2 separate regions of the Mus musculus genome follow, and region 1 is linked to region 2. The links are chromatin loops, found by intact Hi-C in ENCODE. Cell type or tissue: heart. All regions are shown on one strand. Each heading gives the region's core, and the rest is flanking DNA. Links, peaks and the distances in the headings are about the cores only. Region 1 holds the start of Cd55 (CD55 molecule, decay accelerating factor for complement). Region 2 overlaps Gm16083 (a long non-coding RNA gene).

Region 1 (7,174 bases), core at 864-5,863, 85 kb before region 2:
TGTCAGTACGTATTCCTATTATGTAAATATTTGTCTAATTAGAAAATAACTCATGAATCTCTGAAGAAACATTATATATTTTTTTCCAGACATGGTATCTCCCCAAATACAGATGACTGTAATTACTTTTTAAATCATACTCACTTTTACAAAACTGAGCAACTGGAGACCATACTAAATCCTCAAGGCAAGTTGCTTTTCCTGGGAGTGGAGGTTGTTTTCGAAATCCTGGCCGACACTCATATTCCACAATAGTACCAACTGGGAAAAAATTCATGTTGAGGTACTCTTTTTTGAGGGATGCAAAACTCAGTCTTTCTGGAGCAACACATGATTCTAAAAGAGTTAACATGGCAACAGAGAAATAGGAATGTGAACTTAGTTTATAATCCAGGCAATCTAATAGCTAGTCGTTAATCCACCCTTTTCCCATCAACTATTTGCTTTGCATGGATCTCTATGTCTTTATATATTAATTTTTAAATAAATATGACTGTGGTATTCGTAGTTCATCAAGTGTAATCACATTCATACCTTCATTTTTCAATGACTAGGAGTCTGTGAAGTTTTCACACACCAGTGCCAATAACAATAGAATTTACTGAATATTTGTAAATGTTTTATACATACTTACTCATTGAACCTCACACTGCCCCTGGTAAAAAGAGTCAGATGAACCAGCCATGTACATAAAGTATATCATGTGTGAACAGCTGAGCAAATGAGCTCTAGAGGGGCAAGGAGTACAGCAAGAAAGTGTTGCTCATTAGCTCAGTGATCAAGCTTGGAGCCAGGCTCTTTGGCTTAAGAGGTATAGGTCTGGCCTACATTATCCATCTTCTGGTAGAAGGATTCTTTAACTCTGAAATTGAGAGAAGAGTCCCTCATGAGGTTGCTTGAAGGATTAGATGCATCAATACTGTTGAACCGTTACAAACTTTTCATACCTGTGGTGAGAGTTTAGGGGCTATTTTTTGCCTTGTATAAGGGCTGAAAATGCAAATGAGAAGATGGATCTAGTGTGTTTTCAAAAATTAATTTTGAATGATTCTGGATTTAATACAGAGACACCTGATTCAGGTCATTCAAAGTCAGCAATCAAGTCTTGCTTTTATCTTTACTTTTGTGTGGTCAGTCATTCACTATATAGCAATATTCTGACCCATGATGGGCCCCATAGACAAATGTGGGGCCTGCAGGAATGCAATGGAACTGAAATATTCCTGTTGCCTAGCAACATCATGGCCATCCTAATGTAAAGTAACTCCTTGCTAACAAGTTTGCCCTGGTGCTGGGGTAGCAACCATAGTACATGAAAATCATGAGGAGTATAGCACATACAATCACATGGAGTAGATAGCATTTGATAAGTCTGTGTGTTGCCAGCTCATGTGCTTATCATACTATACGTGTTATTTTTGTTAGAAATAATAATTTCTAACAAAAATTTTAATAATAATTTGTAGAAAGAAAGAAAAGAAAGAAAGAGAGAGAGAGAGAGAGAGAGAAAGAAAGAAAGAAAGAAAGAAAAGAAAAGAAAAGAAAAGAAAAGAAAAGAAAAGAAAAGAAAAGAAAAGAAAAAAAAGAAAAGCAAGTATCATGGCTTATAATTCAAGCTACTTGAGTGGCTGAGGCAGGAGGATTTTGATCCCAGGAGTTGAGACCAGACTGAGCAACATACAGTAATCTAATGTTGATTTTTTAAAAGAAAATTAGCATAGCCGTGGTGCACAATGTATATACAGCATAAATAGCAGACAGTAATGCCTTAAGCCTGGAGAACCTTCCTCTCTTTCTGGCTAATGTGTTCTAACTGCCAACAGTAGTTAGTAGACTTACATGCTATAGAGGTTTATAAGAAAAGAACAAAGCCATGGGTTTCATAGAGAACCCTGGTCAGTACACATACCGTCTAGTATAATGTTCAGATGATATGCCAGAACAACCTAAAACTATATCTTAAAGATAACATAGGGCTATATGTACAACAGATTTTTTTTTTTTGAAGTAAGACCTCAAAATGTCTCCCAAGACTTGTATCCATTACTTAACAAAATAGAGTTGAACAAGACAGATCACCAGGGTGTGTGTCTCAGGGTAATTGCCAAATATATTCACATATAATTTACTCCCTAAACAGTACCTATCATTTTTTTTCTCTACTAGCCTGTACAATAGAAAGAAAAACTCTTAATGAAGAAGCAGGACTTGCCATAGGAAGTACCGCCTTCAATTAGCTCGAGTGTAAACTGCCAACATGTATACCCTGGGGTTTAATAATGCTAGAAAACTATCAATTACCAGTCACTCCAAAGAGGCATAAAAATAACCTCAACGAGATCCACATTCCCAAAACTTTTCAGAAAGAGAAATGAAGAACTTACTCTCACAGAATGTTTCGTGGCTCGACCATTGGCCATTTTCAAGACAGACAACTATGTTTGACTTGTCTGGAACTTGTTTAAAGCCGTTATTACACGAGTATGCCACTTTGCTTTGCTCAGCAAACTTGGAGTGTCTGCCCAAGATTGGCCTGGCATTAGGAATGTCTGGAGGTGGGCCGCAGTCTCCTAGGAAGAAAAGAGCAGGTGTAAAACTGAAGTTGGCAAGGAGCTTTCTTTCCCCAGACCTGGAACAAGAGAAGCAGCAATGGCTCTTACCTTCCTGCCAGGGCTGAACTTGCCCCTCAGGAACTTGGAATGCTTGGACTCTCGTGAACACAAGACAAAAACTAAGTAGGGAGTAAATTCCCACCCGCCTTGAGTCGTTCAGAATCTACTTAATATCCACAGGAACACTGCAGCGAGCAAGGCGCGAGATAAGACACCCGGTAGCTGCTCGCGACCAGTCTCTCACCGGCGCAGGTGGCCAGCCATCTAGCTTCCACCTTAAGAATAAAAGAGCCAGGAGCAGGGTTGGAGATTCGCACTCAACCCTCCCTTTTGGTGTTGCCACGGTCTCTGATCGCGGAGGGGATCCAGTCACAGCCCAGATAGCCCAGCATTCCACCCCCATCCCTCCCGCTGGCCGCCGGCACCCAGCAGCGGAGCCCCCAGTTACTGGGACACAATGTCTGCTGAGCATGCGCCCCCTGGCGGGCAGCCAGCCGGTCGTCGCGCATTGGCCACTCACCGCGTACAGTTGGGGACAGCAGCAACAGAGACAGCGACAGCAACGGCAGCAGCGGAGGCGGCGGTGATGGCCGAGTCCTAGGCGCCCGCCCACGGATCATAGCCCCAGGTAGAAGAGACCTTGCCCGGCTGCGGCTGGAGCTGTTTTGAGCCGCAGTTAATTGAGCAGCTGTGGCGGGGCGGGGCAGGGCCCTCGTCACCCTGGGTGGGGCAGCCTGCGTGCAAGAGGGCGTTCCCTCATTAATGAGGGCGGGTGCCTGGCCTCTAGCTTCACCCAGGGGACCTAGTTGTCCGGCGGGAGTGGGGTCTGGGGTCTGGGGGAGTACCTTCTAAAGGAGGGCGCTTCACTCCCCCAGTACTCTGTGTCAGCACTCTGCTCCAGCAGAAAGCTACCCACACTCCCAACTCTGGTGTGCTGAGTGCTTGCAAAGGGAAGGGTAGGCGCGGTGGAATTCCTGAGCCAGAGGGAGCTGAGAAATAGGGAAACACCCAGGACCCCTGTGGCTTCAGCTGGAAGATGTCAGATGGGAGGGTGGGAGCTGCTGACCAAGAGTGTGTCTCCTAGGTCTCACCATGGTGTCAAAACAGAAAATAGGATAGGATCCAAGAAAACAGGGAGGGATCAGCCTGCCAGAACCGGTCACAAACAATATGCAGAGATCTAGGGAGCTTGGCTGAGGTTTTTCAGACCCTATCTGGGTGAGGAGTCACCTTCTTAGCCCTGGTTATAGATATGGACCAAGGATACCACCTGAATTCGACTTTGGGATTATTTCAGTCCTGCTATGAAATAGAATTCAGGAATAAATAGTAGAGCTTAAGAAAAAGATTTATTTCGTGGTGTGAAGAACAGTGACAAACAAAGCGATCCACACATTGGAATCACACCAGAGCATTAAATTAATTAATTGAAAAAGAAAAGGAAAGAAAAGAATGCAGAAGGTGAAGCTGTGCATGGAATAAACTGAACCTCTCTTGAGGACAGCACTAGGAATTAGGATTATTTGGTATTGGCTGGTCACTGTGCAACCCGGTTTATGAAGCCCCACATGCGTGTGATATCCAGAGTAAAGAGCCATGTACCACACCATGTGTCTCCTGCAAATCCCCACCGGGAGGGTCGAGGTGGGAGGAAGCAGAGGTAAGTTGCCACAGGCCCTCATGTAAAAAGCCCCAAAGTGCTCCCCTTTGTGTGTCTGGGTCTGGTTAGCAGTGTCCCACTATGAATTCCCTTTTTATATAGGTGTTTTACCCAACTGGTGAAATCCCTCACCAGAAACTCAGCCTTCAATGGTAGACCAGTTGTGGGAGTGTTTGTCATATACTGATAACCATTCCTAAAGTTTTCTTGTGGTTCCTTATTGGTTAGTGTGAGCTTTTGAAGAGCAAACTGGTTTTTAACAAGTGTTTTCTTCTGATTCTTGCTTACTTAGTTACCCAAGCACCGTGTTTTCCTGTTGCCGAGATTACAGGAAAGGGTTGCTTTATAGGTGTTTGTTGAAATCTAACAGTATTTAAGGGTTCTGGAGTTGACATCATACCCTAGCGACTCATGCCTGTAAACTTGGAAGGTAGAGCAAGAGGTTTTGGGTTAAAGGCTAGCCTGGGTTTTGAAGTTCCAAGTTAACTTGGCCTCAATAGGGCCATTTCTTAAAAACATCCTGAAGTTTAAGTCTCACAAGGGTAGAGTGTTTCATAACTATCAAGTGTGTTTCTTCTCATAGTTGTTAAAAACTTGACCCTTCCTTCCTTATGTGCCACTTGCATGTCAGGGCCCAGCAGTGACAGAAGTGGTGTCACATGGACCTTCATTTATTCCCTGAGAGCTCTCTGTGACCTCATTCACTACTTTTTTCTGCCCTGCTGTAGTTAGCTGAGTCAAAATCAGATAGGGAGCACTCATAAACCCTTGAAAGAGTTCTCTACATGTGTGTTAAATAAAGATCATAGCTTTATAGCTAGATAGAACAGTGAGCCCAGCCAAGTGTCCAAAACTATCTTATTGTCCAGGCAGTGGTTGCACACGCCTTTAATCCTACCCCTTGGGAGGCAGAGGCAGGCGGATTTCTGAGTTCCAGGCCAGGCTGGTCTACAGAGTGAGTTCGAGGACATCCAAGGCTACATAGAGAAACCCTGTCTGTAAAAACAACAAACAAACAAAAAAACAAAACAAACAAACAAACAAAAACCTATCTTATCGCCCAATTTTGGAACACCAATTGGTCTAAGCTGTCACTTTCTAAAGTATTTTATTTTCAGTAATAAGTTTTTTCCAAAGAAATGAGTTTAAGAATTAATGGGTGGACACTTACGTAATGCTTGCCACCACCCAAATATTTACAATACCCAGGAGGGAAAGATTTAACAACACCACATGATGCATTTACTTAATTTTTAAAAAGGTGTGGATTAAAATATGAACATTACTAAGAAAAAAAAAAACAAAACTTCAAGCTGATAACTTAGGGTATTTTATTTTACGTGCTGGCTGTGCTGGCGAGTTTTGTGTCAACTTGACACACCTGGAGTTATCACTGAGAAAGTAGTTTCAGTTGGGGAAATGCATCCACCTCCAAGAGATCCAGCTGTAAGGCATTTTCTCAATTAGTGATCAAGAGGGGAGGTCCTGCTTGAGTTCCAGTCCTGACTTCCTTGGTGATGAACAGCAGTTTGGAAGTGTAAGCTGAATAAACCCTTTCCTCCCCAACTTGTTTCTTGGTCATGATGTTTGTGCAGGAATAGAAACCCTGACTAAGACACTGGCCCAGATTTTCTATATTCCACTTGCTTTATGCATGTACCATTTTCCAGTTCCATTTCTTCATGAGGTGGAAGAGCTATCAACATTTCACAGATGAGAGGACACGACACGATAGTTATTTCCGCAAAAAATAAGAAGTGGCCAGATTAAAATGCAAATCTAGCTTGATTCTAAGACTTTTGTGTGTATGCTTCTGAATTTGTACCTCTGTGTGTGTGTGTGTGTGTGTGTGTGTGTGTGTAGGACACAGGACAGTCTCAGGTGTCATCCTCAGGAACACGTGCTCATGTCCTTTGAACAAAGTCTCTCACTGGAAGAACCTGGGGCTCAGTGACTGGGGCAGGCTGGCTGGCCAGGGAGGCACCTTTCTCTGTCTCCCTGATGCTTGGATTACAGGTGCACATTAGCACACGTGGTATTTTTACCTGAGTCCTGGAATTGACCTTAGGTCCTCATGCTTGAACAGCAAACATGTTACCAACTAAGCTGTCTCCCCAGCATATTCTTTGTAAGGAACAATTATCAAAGATTTGTCCTACCTAGAGCACAGTGAATTATCAAAGAGGTTTGGAAACCTAGGACCTTCTGGTGTGAACACTTAATTCATTGTTTTGATTCTGTACTCTGGAAGCTAGCTATGTGTTCTTCAGCATCTTGTTCCACGTTGACTTGAAAATGTCTCAGAACAGTTTTTGGTCCCTATAGATCTCCAATTCCCAAATGACACATTTATATAATTAGGTTAGGAAACATAAAGACATTTAAGTCTATGATTTTGCAGGAATAAGAAAGCACAGCCCTTGCCTAGGTAGAAAGACTAACTCGGTATTTATACATTCGAAGAAAGTTCTTACAGGGGAAGCAAGGATTAATTGGGAAGTTGTGTACAGAGTCTGGAAACAGAGTAACTCCAAAGGCACAGCAGTCAGGAGGTTAACACTAGGGAACAGAAATGCCTCCATTTCAGTTTTTTAAATAATAAGTCTATATTAAGGAAATAAATCTGTTACTCTTTAAAAAAGAAAACTTAACACAATTATTATAAACCCTTGCGTTTCCATTCTTGCTCAGACCAAAGACATTCTGAAGGAGGAGTCCACCGCATTTGACAACTGAACAGAAGGAAAATAATCTTAAAGGTGACTCTGCACTTTGGGCATGTGTAAGGTGAAACCAGGAGGCAATTTAGGGAAGAAATAACCACTTGGCTTTCTGCTGGCTAACTACAAGATGCAGTAGCAGCATGGCTAAGTGGAAATACACAGCATTGAGATTGGAATGT
Region 2 (7,174 bases), core at 1,370-6,369:
TTCAAATAGCCAGAGCAATACTGAACAGAGGAGACACCACATATCTGATTCAAGTTGTGTAGCAGAGTTATAAAAACAGGATGGTGTCGGCTAAAAACAAGCAGGTACATTAATGCATAGACCATACAAGCTAGATACAAGTCCACACAATCACAGCCACCTGGTTTTTGTCAAAACACCACAAACAGTCACTGGAGGAAAGGTAATGTCATGAACAAATAGTGCTAGCAACATGGATATCCCTTTGTAGAGCAAATCGAGCATGGGAGCAAGAACTAACTTTGAATGGATCAAGAACCCTCAACATTAGACATGAAACTCTGAAGCTATTTGAGGGGGAAAAATACGGAGTGCCCTCCAATCTAGGTATAGGTAAGGAACTTCTAAACAAGATACCAATTACTTAGGAAATAAAGAGAACAATTAATAAGTGGGACCTCATGAAATTAAAAAAAACAAACAACATCAACAACGACAAAACAGAAAAACAACAACAACAAAAAACTCCTTCAAAGCCAAGAATTGATAGTTTTATCAATCCAGTGAAGAACATAGAGAATGTGAGAAAATATTGGCATATATATATATATATATATATATATATATATATATATATATATATCTCAATTTAAAACTGAGCTGTGGGATAGAACAGAGAAGAAATACAATGTTTGATAAATATGTTGAAAGTAAAAGTATGTGGTAAATTCTTAACCACCAGAAAAAGTCAAATTAAAACCACTTTGAGATTCCATCTGTCTTAAATATGGCAGATGAGGAGCCCTTATTCACTGTTAGCTGGAGTACAAACTAGTCAGTGTGGAGTTGCCTCAGAGTTAAAAAGAGATTTGCTCTTCCATGACCCACATATTCCATTCTTGGGCTTATACCACCAATACTATCTGCACTACAGATACTTGCACATCTGTGCCCACTGAGGCTCTGATCACAGTAGCTAGGGAGTGGAATCACCACAGTGCCCATTAACAGATGAATAGGTGATAAAAAGTCCATACATCTACATGTGAGAAGGCCAGGCATATTCCATGACAGGCTTCAAATCAGCAATTTAGGCGACTAGGCCTAAACCCAGGCAAGTCAGTTACTAGGAAAAAAGACAACCAAAACCAAAACAAACAAACAAAAAACCAAAGCAAACAAACACAAAATGAAAACGAAAAGCTAGTCAGAAACTGCCCTGCTTTCAGAGGCTGCCCACCACCTGGCTTTTAGAGGCAAGGACAGTGGGTCAGCAGCAGTTTCCAGACTTCCTCAGCTAATTCCTCAGCAACAATTTCCAGCCTTCACACCTTGATAATGGTTTCAGAATGCCTAGAGTAGAGTAAGATAAAGCTCACCTACCCGGAATTCCAATGTGCTTTAAATGGGGCCTGCAAGCTCATTTGGGTATCTCTCTATCTTGGCAATGAGGAGACCCCAGCATTCTGGACTTCTGCAGAATAAAACACTCTTTGCGTTTACCTAGTATTTACGTCAAGGGAGTCATTCTTTGGTGAGTCATGAACTCTTATATTTGATGGGATTTTATTCAGCTTTAAAGAAAATTGAAGTTATGAAATATACAAATCAGTGGTCAACGGAAGGAAGCAGCGAAAGTTATTCTGAAGGAGGTGACTGGGCCCAGCTAGACAAATGTCACACATCCCCTCCAACTATGCCAATCCTAGATGGGACTCCTAAGGCTAGTTTTTCTGGTTTTTGTTTGCTTGTTTGTTTTTGGTTTTTTTGTTTTGTTTTGTTTTGTTTGAACCAGAGACTCCAATCAAGTGGAGGAAGATAGAAAGGAGCCATTAGATGAGGTGGGGAAATTCCCTTAAAGGAGGGGTGACTAAGAGAGTTCAAGATCCTTGAGCACACAGATAAGCACTGGGGAAAACAGGCAGGTTAACATGCAGGCTTCAAAGGAAGGAGATGTTTACCTATTTTCCACCTGGAAAGCTGGGAATGAATGTAGTTAGTTATCTGTAGAATCTTTTGTTATCTGTAGGGCCAGGCTTCTCCTGAATCCTCCAGACTATGTTTATCCCAGACTCTCTCTACCTATGTCTTGAGCATTGTCTCTCAGTCAATAGGTTCTATTCACCCTTCTGAGAGATGGCTACAGAGTTATCTTAGGCCAGGTCAATCCTGACTCCCAGGGGCGTTAAGTTTATCCAAGTCATCTTCCTTAGAGTCTTATCTTGAGCCTTGTTTCTGAGTCAACAGAAGCCATCTTTATGGAAGAAGTCATACGTATTTTGTAAAGAATTTCAATGTAAACATGTCTGAAGCTTTGCTGTACAGAAGGGATTGAGTTAATTATCATCAGGAAACTTCCCCTGCCTCTGAAGTTGTTCTGTGCTTAAAACATGGCTAAAATAAACTGCCTGGTGTCAGACTCTAGAAGTGTGAACCAGCACTGCCTAACTAAGTCGTGTTCAGCCAGATTCCCTTCTTGCTCGTGCAGACCACTTCCTTGCCTCTTCTGGTGTTTGTAAAGATCCCCCAGAGAGAGAGATAGCAAAAGGTAAATAGGGAGGAACTTTGTGTTGTGATAGGTAGATGGGCAAAAGAAGACAGCAGTGTGTGTGTGTGAGTGTGTGTGTGTGTGTGTGTGTGTATTAACCAATACTAAGAATGTATGCCAAGTCTCTACTATTTTGAAAGTCTTACTTAAATTGTAATTTTTAAAAAGTTAAGTGGAAATACCACATAGGTGGACTTTACTCTTCCCAGAAGCCAAGGATTACTACCAAGTGTAAGATACCTTCTTATAAATTGTTGGCCACTGAAACCCCAAGGACCCCAAAACATTACAAGCTACTGCCAGTAGCCTTGGTTGCTCATCAGAGCTCAAGAAGACCTTACTGCCCCAGACACTCAAGTGTGAGTTGTGGGAGGTAGAGAAGGCAGGCTGAATGGGAGCTAGAAGCTTCCTCCGTGTTGGCTCGCTTTCATGGTGTTAGAAGGGGCCTTAGAAGCTGCTGGTGGAGAAAAACCAGCAACAATCCTACCCAGCTTCTGATATGCCCACCACTCAATATTACAAAACAATTACCTGGGTAACAAAGACTTTTTGGATTTGAAACCTGAGCCCCAGCAGGAAACCCACGCCTGCACAGTGAACTTGGTTGGGCAGAGCCTCCTGCCGTTGTTCCGTTGTTCGGCAGAAGGATTGAGCATCAAGTTGCTTTCTACATACTTCTCAATGAACCACGTGGATTATGGCCGTTCCCAGCATCCATTATGAAAATGTTTCCTGTGGGTGGAGGTTAACACAGAGACCTATTAAGTGAACGGACAACTGGGACATACTCAGCAATAAAAAGGACATCTGTGTCACCACCTCCAAGCCTCAGAGAGCATCGTGGAAGGGGGGCAGCAAGAATGTAACCAGAGGCTGGGAAGGAATGCTTAGCAAGGGAGTCTTCTGATCACACAGCTACGTTCTTACTGGTTCACTGGATTGTGGACACCTGCACAGGACCCACCTAAGAATCTGACTGTCACCATCTCCCCACATGTGGGGCAAGGCTGCTCAGGCTCTATGAACCCTGGGTGACAGCAGGCCGAATCATTGCTCAGGGGAGGAAGTTACTTTCTTTAGTGGTGTGCTAATGGTCAACTCCCCACCTTCCAGTAAACAACCCGCTACTCATGCCAACAAACATAAACTCACATGGTGTTTAAAAAAAGAAAGAAAGAAAGAAAGATATCAAACTAGGAGTGGATTTGCTCCAAAACAGGACTCAGTGGTGGGATAAGAGTGTAATGACGGATTGAAACTGAACGGTTATAGGTACAAAATTGTCAAAAGATAACAGATGAAACAGTGCACTAAAATTGTCTTTATCTTGGTTACCGGGGATTTTTACTTTCCTTCCTTGTTTTGATGCCCACTTCGAATACCTCGCTTGCCTCACCCTTAGCCTGTGGCTCAACATGCAAATCATCAACAACTCAATGGAGCGCGCCAAGCTGTGTGAGTGCAAGGTGGAGGGGTGATTGTCAGTTCTCATCCACCCACTAACTGACCAGGCTTCGTAGTACTCCTTAGCCGAATGGAGAATACTCCGGAAGACTTCTAGAAAGTCCTATCGAATTTTATAGAAAGCTGTGTCTAAGGGCTTGTGTTTACTGTTTTGGTGAAGTGTGCTTTATAGAAAACAAAGGTATGGTAGGAACAAATTGAGCTGCAGTCTGCAAAGCTAAATTGGGCCAGCAGAGTGCGCCAGAACACAAGGAATGGACGCTACTAAAGCGTTGCTTGCCCTCCCTTCCACCCCCGACCCCCACCCGCCTCCCCCAGGTAACACCGAAAAGCCCCATACAACTTCGGCATCCGTGTAAACCGTGGGAAATCCTGAGTTCCTTTACCCCACTCCTCGCGATATAGCACAACAGTAGCCCGGTTTCAAACCCAAAAAGTGCCTCTCTCACACGTCAAGTTTTTCTCTTCCCTTCCCATGTTTCGGCTTTTTAGGTAGTATTTTCATTTTAACGTACTTACAGCCCTTCTGTGCTTTCGTTTTGCTAGGCCACGCATCCATTTAAGTTTGTTTATGTATCTTTTCTCTGCTGGGAAGTCCTTTAGTGCCTGGTTTCCACTTTTAGTCTCTACTATACTTTTGTAACTTTTTGAAGTTACCTTACTGGATTTTCTTTCTTTCTTTCTTTCTTTCTTTCTTTCTTTCTTTCTTTCTTTCTTTCTTTCTTTCTTTCTTTCTTTCTTTCTTCTCTCTCTCTCTCTCTCTCTCTCTCTCTCTCTCTCTCTCTCTCGATTTATATATTTATTATATATAAGTACACTCACTGTAGCTGTCTTCAGACACACCAGAAGAGGTCATCCAATCTCATCACAGATGGTTGTTAGCCACCATGTGGTTGCTGGGAATTGAACTCAGGATCTCTGGAAGAGCAGTCAATGTTCTTAACCGCTGAGCAATCTCTCCAGCCCATCCTTTCTTCCTTCCTTTCTCTTCTTTTCTTTTCTTTTTTCTTTTCTCTCCTTTCTTTCTTTCTTTCTTTCTTTCTTTCTTTCTCTGTCTTGTGTTTTTTTTTAATTGTCTTAATTTTGCACTAAAACAATCTAGTTATTGTTTTTGTCTTTCGTTTTTAAAAATATTTTGAAACTTTCTGCTTTCTCTTTCCAAAACTTTGCTCTCTTCTTTTTTCCTTGTATTTCATCTGTTTTCTTTACTGTTCCCTTTCCTTCTTCCCTCATTTCATTGAATTCCTATTTCAAAATAAGAATTTGGATTTGTTGTCAGTTATTCATATATAGGTGTGGGTAGGTAGGTTGGTGGGCGTGTGTACAGTAAGTGGAGACCAGAGCATCGCATATCCCTGAAGCTGGGGTTACTGGCAGTTAGGAACCACCTGACACCAGGGGCTGGGAAGGGAACCTGGATCGGTTAGGAGATCGGCCATGCACAGCAGGGGGTTCCCCTTTCTCAGGATTAGAAACAAACCACAAACACCTGTGTTTTCACAGAGAAGTCCTTTATTAAGTGTTGGGGGGTGGGGCGCTGGGAGGGTTAAAGTGGCTGCTTTCTGACTCAGGCAGAAAAGCAGCAACAAAAGACCTGCAGGCGTATCCCAGCAATCAGGAGGCAGAGGCAGTCGGATTTCTGAGTTCAAGGCCAGCCTGGTTTACAAAGTGAGTTCCAGGACAGCCAGGGCTATACAGAGAAACCCTGTCTGGAAACAAACAAACAAACAAACAAACAAACCCCAAACAAACAAAAAAAAACAAGCAAGCAAACAAACAAAAAGAAAACAAAAAGGGCAGGGCTGTGTTAGAATGGGCTACTAATGGAGCGGATGTGGTATATTTTATTGGGCACATTAATTAGGAGAGCCAAAGGGGGCTTTTGACTGTGGACTTCAATTCTTTGATAGCTGGACCTCCAGCCTCAGGAGGAGGAAGTGGCCAAATAAGGAAACAGAACTTGGTGGCTATGACTGTAATCTATCCGTTTTTAGCAAGGCAGAGGGAACAGGGGAGAAGGGCAAGGCCTGCCAGAGCCGTGCTGGCCAGGGTCCCTTCAGGGTTCTCTGCAAGATCAGCGCATGCTCTTTACCGCTGAGCCATCTCCAGCCCCCTTTAAACAATTTTTAACTTCATTGTGTTCTGGCACATTAGTTTTGTCACTTTTCGTGGCTATCAGTGAACATCAGTGTCTTTCTCTATGTTGTGTAGCTTGATGTTGGTGCCCTTGAGGTGGCTCACTTTCTTCTTCAAACACAGTTTGGTTGCAGGACAGAGAGAAACAGGTGGGAACAGCCTGGAAAACTCTTTTCTGCCCTTAGCTTTCATCATGCAGGAAGGTGCTATTAGCCCACATAATGAGAAAAGGCCATAGCTTGTGTTTCCCATTGGTGAGCATTGAGTCCTACGACACCAGGCAAGGTGCTCACTGGTTCAGTGAACAGCAATGATACAAGCAAGCCTATGCGCTCACCCGAGGACCTCATAGGAAAGCCAATGGCACAGAGGGGAAGTCCGCAAACTGGAAAAGGAATCAGAACCGGACTTCGAAGGTCAGCAAGGAGGAGCGCTGCAGCAGAAGAAGCTGAGGTTGAAACAAAGCAGGCAGGAAGCTTGGACAATGGAATGAATCAGAGTTAAAGCAGTGGAAGTCAGCATCCAGAACAAGCTGAAGAAAGAATTCCAGGAATCGGGAGCAGAGAAGAAGCTGAAGAAACACAGCATTGAAACGGAAAGAAAACACTGAGCAAGCGCGAGCACAGACTGCAGGTCACTGCGGAAGCTGAGTCTCTTTTTGGGTGTGCTTAGCCTCAATAAAAACAATTGGGAAACAGACTTAAAGGGAATCTCCAGGACAACTAGGGTTTAAAGAGAAAACAGTCAAGATCCGGTGAAATCCTGGCAGCCACCAGGAGGTGATGAAGGAAGGTCACGCCTTTTAAGTTAGACGCGGGATAGAAATAGCTTCTTAAGAATAGGAAGGGCACTCCCAGGCCTGGAAATAGAACAGTGAGCTAAGGAAAGCCCCCGGAAGCACCTGGCCATGTGGTGACTGGTCTTTTATAACTCACCTCTGCCCTCTTCCGTTTGTATTTCCTGGGCTTGCTTTGATGCCAGAGCAGGGAAAGGACTCCTGTCTCTCTTCCTCGGCAAGCTGGCTTCATTCACAGATTAATCTTGGTG

The links. A loop is a pair of places that touch in the nucleus more often than their neighbours do. Peaks named below come from ENCODE experiments on the same cell type or tissue, not always from the same donor. Only the 100,000 strongest peaks of a DNase experiment are listed, where the experiment ranks them.
Region 1: it touches region 2 in a loop (3-fold over the local background); 1 of 42 quality-filtered maps calls a loop at or near these places.

Annotation. Positions count from the first base shown.
Region 1 is chr1:130,459,438-130,466,611 of GRCm38, forward strand. It overlaps Cd55 (CD55 molecule, decay accelerating factor for complement), which reads right to left and starts at 3,307. Exons shown (of 10, transcript NM_010016.3): 1 at 3,133-3,307; 2 at 2,385-2,570; 3 at 145-336. The coding sequence starts at 3,232. In heart, for the core only: a CTCF peak has its summit at 3,104 (motif pointing left); DNase peaks (open chromatin) are centred at 3,114 and 3,354; H3K4me3 peaks cover 1,280 bases; H3K27ac peaks cover 1,127 bases.
Region 2 is chr1:130,543,931-130,551,104 of GRCm38, forward strand. All of the region lies in intron 2 of Gm16083 (a long non-coding RNA gene), which reads left to right. It also overlaps a transcript of Zp3r not described here. Among named protein-coding and RNA genes, the nearest start is that of Gm16083, 32 kb to the left of the region's middle. In heart, for the core only: a CTCF peak has its summit at 4,210 (motif pointing right); a DNase peak (open chromatin) is centred at 4,261; H3K4me3 peaks cover 542 bases; H3K27ac peaks cover 850 bases.